Regions from separate parts of the Homo sapiens genome. Here region 1 is linked to region 2. Evidence: chromatin contacts called from ENCODE Hi-C or POLR2A ChIA-PET data. All regions are on one chromosome and are shown on one strand. Each heading gives the region's core, a stretch centred on a gene start or an enhancer-like site at or near the end of the contact. The rest is flanking DNA. Distances are from core to core; before and after follow the strand shown. Region 1 overlaps METTL2B (methyltransferase 2B, tRNA N3-cytidine). Region 2 holds the start of IMPDH1 (inosine monophosphate dehydrogenase 1).

Region 1 (4,004 bases), core at 1,038-3,537, 97 kb before region 2:
AGTCTCACTCTTGTCACTCAGACTGGAACACAATGGCTTGATCTCGGCTCACTGTAACCTCCACCTTCCAGGTTGAAGCTGTTCTCCTGCCTCAGTCTCCCGAGTAGCTGGGATTACAGATGCGCGTCACTATGCCCAGCTAATTTTTGTATTTTCAGTAGAGATGGGGTTTCACCATGGTGTCCAGGCTGGTCTTGAACTCCTGACCTCAGGTGATCTGCCTGCTTTGGACCCCCAAAGTACTGGGATTACAGGTGTGACCCACCGTGCCTGGCCTTTTTTATTATTTTTTGAGGCAGAGTTTTGCTCTTGTCACTCAGGCTGGAGTGCAATGGCAGGATCTCAGCTCATTGTAACCTCCGCCTCCCGGGTTCAAGTGATTCTCTTGCCCCAGCTTCCCAAGTAGCTGGGATTACAGGCACTCACCATCACACCTGGCTAATTTTCAGTAGAGACAGGGTTTCACCATGTTGGCCAGGCTGGTCTCGAATTCCTGACCTCAAGGTATCCACCTGTCTTGGCCTCCAAAGGGATTACAGGCATGAGCCACCGCACCGTGTCAGAAACTCATAATTTAATGAGCTCGATTGAATGTCGGCCTTAATCGCCCACAAAAATTGAGGGGTAATCAGAAGCAAGGCTGAAGAGGGTGACAGGGGCTTGTCAGTAGCAGGGCTCTTCAGGGCCCTCGCCATTCTGCTCACCCTTGGAGGGTTTCTCAAGTGTGCCACTGCTGATAAATGTTCCTCCCTCCCTCCTTTCCTTCTTTTTTTTTTTCTTTCCTTCTTCCCTTTCTCTCTCTTTTTTTTTTGAAGGAGTCTCATTCTGTCACCCAGGCTGAAGTGCAGTGGCGTGATCTTGGCTCACTGAAACCTCAGCCTCCTGGGTTCAAGCGATTCTCCTGCCTCGGCTCCCCCAGTAGCTGGGATTACAGGCATGGGTCACCACACTCGGCTACTTTTCTTTTTCTTTCTTACCTTTCCTTCGTTCTCTCTCCCTCTCTCCTTCCTTCTTTCCTTTCTATCTCTCTCTCTTTTCTTTTCTTTTTTGAGACAGAGTCTTGCTGTGTCACCCAGCAGTGGTGTGATCACAGCTCACTGAAGCCTTGAACTTCTGGGCTCAAGCGATCCTCTCACCTCAGCCACCTGAGTAGCTAGGACTACACACAGGCACCACCACGCCTGGCTAATTTTTTATTTTTTTGTATGAACAGGATGCTGCTATGTTACCCAGGCTGGTGTTGAACTCCTGGACTCAAGCGATCCTCCCATCTTGGCCTCCCAAAGTGCTGGGATTACAGGTGTGAGCCATCACACCTGGCTATAACATTAAATTTTAATGGCAAAATCCAAATTCAGAGAATGGAAGTAGAGAATGAATGAATGAAGGCAGTGTGAGGCTCATCTGTGGGTAAAGATGCCAAGCTTGAGGCTGGAGTCAAGGCTACGGTGTCTCAGGGTCCCCAGTGGGGTATTAAATCGGACTGTGGTGATTTGTCCTGAAACCTGGTCATGGAGTGTGTTTCACTGGCTACAGAGACAATGTCCAACCTTGAGCCAAGACACTTATTTAAATAAAATGAAGCAGTCATGATGCAATGTTTCAGTGTTTTCACCTGGGAAATTCACCATGAGCACTTCTTCTACCTCTTAACCAGGGTTCCCAAATCACAACCTGTAGACCAAATTAGGAAGCACGCACAAATCTGCAATGCATCAACGCAGCCAGGCTCTGAAAATAGCAGCTGCAGCCACAAACCAAAGAACAGGCCTTTGTGAACAGACTGAAAGAAACTGCTTGTCCTGAGCTCATCTTTTAAGCCACAGACAGAACTCCTTACTCCTACTAAAGTATGTATTTAAGCAAAGATAGGAATCAATTACATCCAAGTAGGATGGCTTAGCACGTTAGATTTTCCCTTTCTCACTAAGTTTCCAAGGCCTAATTTTCCAACCAGAACCCAAGAGAATATGAACTTATATGAAAAGAAGTGGCCGACCCATTGTACATAGGTTTGATAGCATTAACAGAGGCCAGGCTCTACATGAATCCTGCAAGACCGGGAGATGAATCCCTTTCACAGTGCAAAACCCACTTTCAGGGTGATCGCTGCCTTCAGGAACATGGTTTCACTCCAATAGCTCCAGTGCATCTGTCTCAAACTGTCTCTCATTTTTCAAACAACATTGAATTTATCTCCTCACCCTAATTAACACTACTTAGGAAGGTAAATCAGTTTCAGAAACACTTCTCTGTTAGATTCACATTGAAACCACACAACTTCCTGAGCAGCTTCACACCTGGAGCCACCTTCCAGCCCCACATAGCACCTTTCTTTTTTTTTTTTTTTTTTTTTTGAGATGGAGTCTTGCTCTGTCACCCAGGCTGGAGGGCAATCTCTGCTCACTGCAACCTCCGCCTCCCGGGTTCAAGCAATTCTTCTACCTCAGCCTCCCCAGTAGCTGGGATTACAGGCTCCCACCACCATGCCTGGCTAAATTTTTTTTATTTTTAGTAGAGATGGGTTCTGCCATGTTGGCCAGGCTGGTCTCAAACTCCTGACCTCAGGTGATCCGCCTGCCACAGCCTCCCAAAGTGCTGGGATTACAAGCGTGAGCCACCACGCCCGACCCACCATTCTTGCATTAAGCATATTAAGAGATACCATTCAGAGCCAGACTGATAGTTGAGACAGTATTTATTTTTTAAGTGGCACTGAGGTCATATACTTTAATCCCTCCCAACACATGTAACAGTCCTCTGCCCATCATTAGCGATTCTGAGGATGAAACGTTATGCAAAGTCCCTTACAGAGTCAAATTTGGCCTGAGAGATAAAAAGTCGAGCTTAGCAGATGGCAGGGAATAAAAGGGAGCAGGGGCAGGAGAAGGCTCGTCTTTTTAATCTAAGCCAAAGCCCAAACCAGGTGCCAGAAAGATAAAATAAAAACTGTGCCTATAGTTTTGCAATGCTTTAGGGATGCTGAAGGACAGTCTTTAGAGAATCATTTAAATTAATGTATCTATTCTTCATTTCAAAAGATAAATGAAATACCATCCCAGTGATTCAGTTTTTTCCAGTTTTAAGTAAATACGGTAATGGAAAAGATGGGAGCTCTCTTCCTCCCTTCATTCTTTGCTCCCACCTCTGAAAACCCATTAAGTGGGGCCAGTCACGGTGGCTCATCCCAGCACTTTGGGAGGCCGAGGTGGGAGGATTGCTTGAGCTCAGGAGCTCAAGACCAGCCTGGGACACATGGTGAAACCCTGTCTCTACAAAAAATACAAAAATTAGGCTTGGTGGCACATGCCTGTAGTCCCATCTACTTGGGAGGCTGGGGTGGGAGAATCACTTGAGCATGGGAGGTCGAGGCTGCAGTAAGCAGTAAGCAGTGATCGTGCTGCTGCACTCCAGCCTGGGTGAGCCTGTCTCAAAAACAACAACAAATAACCCCACAAGAAACTCAAATACCCATGGGTCCATATTGAGACAAGTAAATCAGATATGAGAAAGCTTTTCTGTACAAAATACCAACCAATCAGTGTAGAAGGAATGGAAGGATCAGAAACCACTATTTGGCAACTATCATAGTTATTCAGACAAAAAACAGCAATAGATACTGAAACTAGGGGGTAGAAGTTTGATGAGGAACAGGATATTTAGTCTCAAAGCACTTCCCTACAAAATACTTATTAACTTTACAGTGGCAGAACCTGGCAGACAACACAACTAAGTGACATCACCAATAATGGGGAAATTCATAATCATGTGTCGCCTGATACGATCCTATGGGAGGAACACAGCATCACCTCTGAATATTCCTGCCCAAAATGCAGAGCCTGAACCAAATCATGAAGAAACACCAACAAACCCAATTCGAGTTTACACAATAGCCTCTTACCTTAAAATGCAAAGGTGCAAAAGCAAGCCTAAACTGTAGACTGAAGGAGACTGAGACACAACTAATAAATTCAATACAATTATTTATTTTTTACATTTTTTTT
Region 2 (4,426 bases), core at 612-3,111:
AGAGTCTCACTCTGTCACCAGGCTGGAGTGCAGTGTGCGATCTCGGCTCACTGCAATCTCCGCCCCCCGGGTTCAAGCGATTCTCCTGCCTCAGCCTCCCAAGTCGCTGGGACTACAGGCGCACACCACCATGCCCAGCTAATTTTTGTGTTTTTAGTAGAGACAAGGTTTCACCATGTTGGCCAGGATGGTCTCAGTCTCTTGACCTCGTGATCCGTCAGCCTCAGCCTCCCAAAGTGCTGGGATTACAGGTGTGAGCCACCGTGCCCAGCCTAATTTTGTATTTTTTAGTAGACATGGAGTTTCGCCATGTTGGCCAGGCTGGTCTGGAACTCCTGACCTCAGGTGATCTGACCGCCTCAGCCTCCCGAAGTGTTGAGATTACAGGCATAAGCCACTGCGCCCAACCTAAATTTTAAAAAACTTAAATAAAAAAAGAATCCTGATTCTGGGGAGTGGGTGTGTATGTGCATAGGAAGAGGCACGATGAAGGATAAAGTCCAAGATCTTACTGTTGCATAAATTCAGCTTCCTTTGTGAAATCGTTGCTGAAAGTCTGACCCCTAATACATCTTAGCACTCCTCAATCACGCAGTGTTTACCATTTGTTCCCTCAGACTTGTCAGACAAAAGTCCAGATGCGCCGGGCGCGGTGGCTCACGCCTGTAATCCCAGCATTTTGGGAGGCCGAGGCGGGCGGATCACAAGGTCAGAAGATCGAGACCATCCTGGCTAACACGGTGAAACCCCGTCTGTACTAAAAATACAAAAAATTAGCTGGGCGTGGTGGCGGGCGCCTGTAGTCCCAGCTACTCTGGAGGCTGCGCCAGGAGAATGGCGTGAACCCGGGAGGCGGAGCTTGCAGTGAGCCGAGATCGCGCCACTGCACTCCAGCCTGGGCGACAGAGCGAGACTCCGTCTCAAATAAAATAAAAAATAAATAACATAACATAAAATAAAATAAAATAAAATTTCCAGATTCTTCTCGACTTAAAGATGGGGCTACCTCAGGGTAAATCCATCTGTAAGGTTGAAAAATCTTAAGTCAACCATTGTAAGTCGAGGACCATCTGTATATGGCATGAGAATTATCAGCTGTTTATTTTCATCTACTTTGTCTCCTGAAATAAATTGCCTGAGGGCAAGGACTCTTACATTTCTTTGCCATTTTTGCTAGGTGTTCAATCACCGTTCACAATGATAACAGTAGGAAAAAGTGCGCCTTCTAGTAAGTGGACAAACAAGTTTGAGTACACTGCTCTGCCCCACTCCCTTGTTACGGGGTAACATAACAAGGTAAAGTACCTCCACAACGAGGCAAGACTAGGTCCTGTTCCTTAAGGAGCCCGCAGCCTTGTCTGTTCTGTTCGTTCCCTGGCAGATTACAGGCTGTGGAGATCCCTCTCCCCGCTCTCTAACGTGGAGTCGGCTGAGCACGACTCTCTCGCCCCAGCGCGGGAGGTCTGCGGTCTGCGGGTATGAGGCGCTCCAGGGGACCTGGCATCGTCGGCGTGCAAGAGAGGAGCGGACCTGAGACGCAAGGAGAAGCCCTGCCTCTGGAGTCCAGCTCCTTTCCTCTTCTGGTTTTCCTCGGAAGGGGCCAGGAGACACTGGAAGGTCCGGACGGCAGGGAAGGGGACGGGGTTCTTTCCAGTCCCACCCGTGTAGGGACACCTCTCCCCCTCATCCCCCGATGTACCCTCGCTGAATCTGGGATGGGAGAGACGAACCGAGTCTAGGCATCTGCGTAGCAGCGCCGGGGAGAGCGGGGAGCCCAGGGCGGAGCCCAGTCGACTCCCGGATTCCCCTGCCCCGCCCCCGGCACGAGGCCCCGCCCCGGCGGCCCCGCCCCTCCTCGGGACTCGACCGGGCTGCGCTCACTGCCCAGCCGGGGCCCCGGGAGCCTCCAGGCTCCCGCCCGCCCTGAGCTGCGGCCTCCGCATGGAGGGGCCACTCACTCCACCACCGCTGCAGGGAGGCGGAGCCGCCGCTGTTCCGGAGCCCGGAGCCCGGCAACACCCGGGACACGAGACGGCGGCGCAGCGGTACAGCGCCCGACTGCTGCAGGCCGGCTACGAGCCCGAGAGGTGACGCCCAGGGCAGAGCGCGCGGGGCGCATCCGGGGCGGGCGGCCGAGGAGGGCGCGGCGGCTCCGGGAACCCGGCGACGCTGCGGGGGAGGGGCAGGCCCCACAAACCCTTCCCCTATTACCGCCTCAGCCTCTAACTTCCCGAAACGCCACGCTCCCGGCTTTGGTTGGGGGATGCAGACGGGCACTGTGCGAAGGGTTAGGTGCTTCGTTGCACGGGGGAGCGGAGGAGAGGGAACAGGTCGTAAAAACCTTCCCTAAAATCTTAGCCCTAGATTGGACCTCGCTACACACCCGACGACACCCCGTTCAGGTGGCTCCAACTCCTGGGGTTCAAACAGTGCTTGCTGGAGTCCTGTCCGACTGACTTGGCTTACCCCTCCTTAGCTGTTTCCTCCTAGAACTATCTTCAGTGGTCTTACTGGCAGGTGTTGGTGTCCAGATGGATCGCCTTCGCAGGGCTAGGTGAGGACACTCTCCCCTCCTCACCATGCACTGAGATCTGAGAGGCTGCCAGTGCAGCTCACCTCAAGGTCTCTCCGAAGACGCAGGCCCCCATGCTGGGGTCTGTAGGGGAATGAGGGACACTGGAGGAAGAGTAGGGTAGTGAGCTGGGCCCCAGGGGGACTGGCTGAAAAGGAGACAGCAGCTAATCTCTGGATTGTATCGCAGCTTGAAATGCAATCCCACTGTCCTTCCGGTCCAGAGGATTTGGACTTCTTTCTCTGCCCATCTGCTGGTGTTCAGCAGCTTGGGGAGGTGACCTGGCAGCTGGGTTAGATGGGGGTGGTCTGGGGGAATTAGCCCGGCAGCTCTGCCCAGGGGTTGGCCGCTTATGTAAGAACTTTTAACGGCTTAAGGGGCTCCTCGGCAGTGGGGCTGCTGAGTTAGGCCCCCCTGTCCTGGCAGGCTGCCTCTCTAGAATTGACTCAGGCTTAGGCAACTCCCAGCCTTTCTCCTGTCCTAGAAATCCAGCTCCTGGGGTTCAGGCCGCAGGGCGATAGGGAGGGGCCACAGGGGCTGAATGAGCCGGTTGGGGCTTGACAGAGGCAGTGCTTGGTTAGAGTAGGGGTTGCAAACATAATGTTTCAGAGCTCAGGCCGGAGCCATGTGAGTGCATCCTTTCTCCAGATTGCACTTCTGCATCAAGGGGCCATCCCTACCCCCACCCCCAACCGACCCGCACCCCCCACTTGGGCTCAGGGAGCCTGTGTAAACCTGAGCCCCAGCCAGGTGGTGTAGTGAGATTCAAAACCTGCTGGCCAGACCTCCACCTGCCTTCGCCAACCTGGAGCTGTGGGAAGAGGACAGGATTCTGTGAGCAGTCCTGGGTTTGAATCCAGTGTTATTGCTCTCTGGCTTGAACTTGGACAGGCTATGCCCCCGACCCAGCTCAACAGTGCTAATGTTACTACCTTTTCTGCCCTTCCCCCATCTTCCCCTCAAGAGTGTTTTGAAATCTTGTTCCTTCAAATAGCCCCAGGCCTGATAGAGCCCTCGGGGTTCCCTGCCTGGACCTCAGTACCCAGCTGGGCACTGTTGCCCTGCTACCCTGAGGAAGGGGCTTGGACCTGCCTTCCTATCCCCACAGCTGCTAGGTGGGGGTCTCAGGGAACAACAGCCCTTCCTCGGCTTCGGAGGCCGACTGGTTGCCTCGGTGTCTCCTCCCCATGGAGGAAGCAGCTGGGGAAGATCAGGAAGAGGGTGTATGAGAGTGGGGGTTGAGGGTGGATTAGCGGAGTCTCTGGAAAAGCACAGCCTAACCCAGGGCTGAGCCCAGCAGCTTAGAGTGATGAGGAGCCCAACACAGGTTAAAGTGGGAGGTGTGTAGGGGAGCAGGAGAGGGGAGTGGGGCCATGAAGTCTGTAATCACTGGGAAGGTGACCCTCCCCATGCCTCAGCCAGGCAGCCTAAGAAGGCTGGGGCAGATGTCACAGTCAGGTCACCTGAGATGGTAAAATCCAGCTGCTCTCCTGGGCCCTGGCTCTGGTTGAATCCTGAATAGTACTCTAGCCATTCCTAACTCATACTGTAGGGGACAGTGACCCAGAGCAGGTCCTTTAGTGACCCAGTAACCCAGAGAGACCACTGGGCTGGTCTCTGCTGTGTGCCAATCTCTGCTCTGTGCCTGCAGTTGGCATGATAGCTCTGTTCTTCTGTGGCCAGAAAGGTACCCCAGAGCAGCTCTGAATGGTCAGGCACTTTCTGTGGCTGGTCTCACTGCTCTGCTCCACGTGGCCAGTGAAAGGTCCTAGTGCTGGTGCTCCTCAGGACGCTCCCCTGGTCCCCCATGTGGCCCGGGCTCCCTGCATGAGCCCAAGAATGCTGAAGGTTCAG

Evidence for each region. Hi-C counts contacts between places; a loop is a spot of excess contacts on that map. ChIA-PET counts read pairs that join two places held with the same protein, here RNA polymerase II (POLR2A). Pooled maps may share reads with other maps.
Region 1: a loop to region 2 is called in a pooled map, with 2.3 times the contacts of the local background. The contact joins the enhancer-like site here to the promoter of IMPDH1 in region 2. A Hi-C loop is called at or near these places in 1 of 50 pooled maps. POLR2A ChIA-PET finds 5 or more read pairs at or near these places in 2 of 52 experiments (B cell and PC-3).

What each region holds. Positions count from the first base shown.
Region 1 is chr7:128,505,279-128,509,282 of GRCh38, reverse strand. It overlaps METTL2B (methyltransferase 2B, tRNA N3-cytidine), which reads right to left. Exons shown (of 9, transcript NM_018396.3): 9 at 2,681-4,004. Among named protein-coding and RNA genes, the nearest start is that of METTL2B, 31 kb to the right of the region's middle. RefSeq lists an enhancer at 2,418-2,507. Within about 2 kb of position 2,287, at least 5 of the 41 ENCODE cell types and tissues checked have a DNase peak (open chromatin) inside an H3K27ac peak, as active enhancers do; they include B cell, where a contact is called at or near this core.
Region 2 is chr7:128,407,417-128,411,842 of GRCh38, reverse strand. IMPDH1 (inosine monophosphate dehydrogenase 1) reads left to right here and starts at 1,861. Exons shown (of 17, transcript NM_000883.4): 1 at 1,861-2,087; 2 at 2,359-2,402; 3 at 2,491-2,554. The coding sequence starts at 1,942. RefSeq lists an enhancer at 1,205-1,444 and a silencer at 1,715-2,334.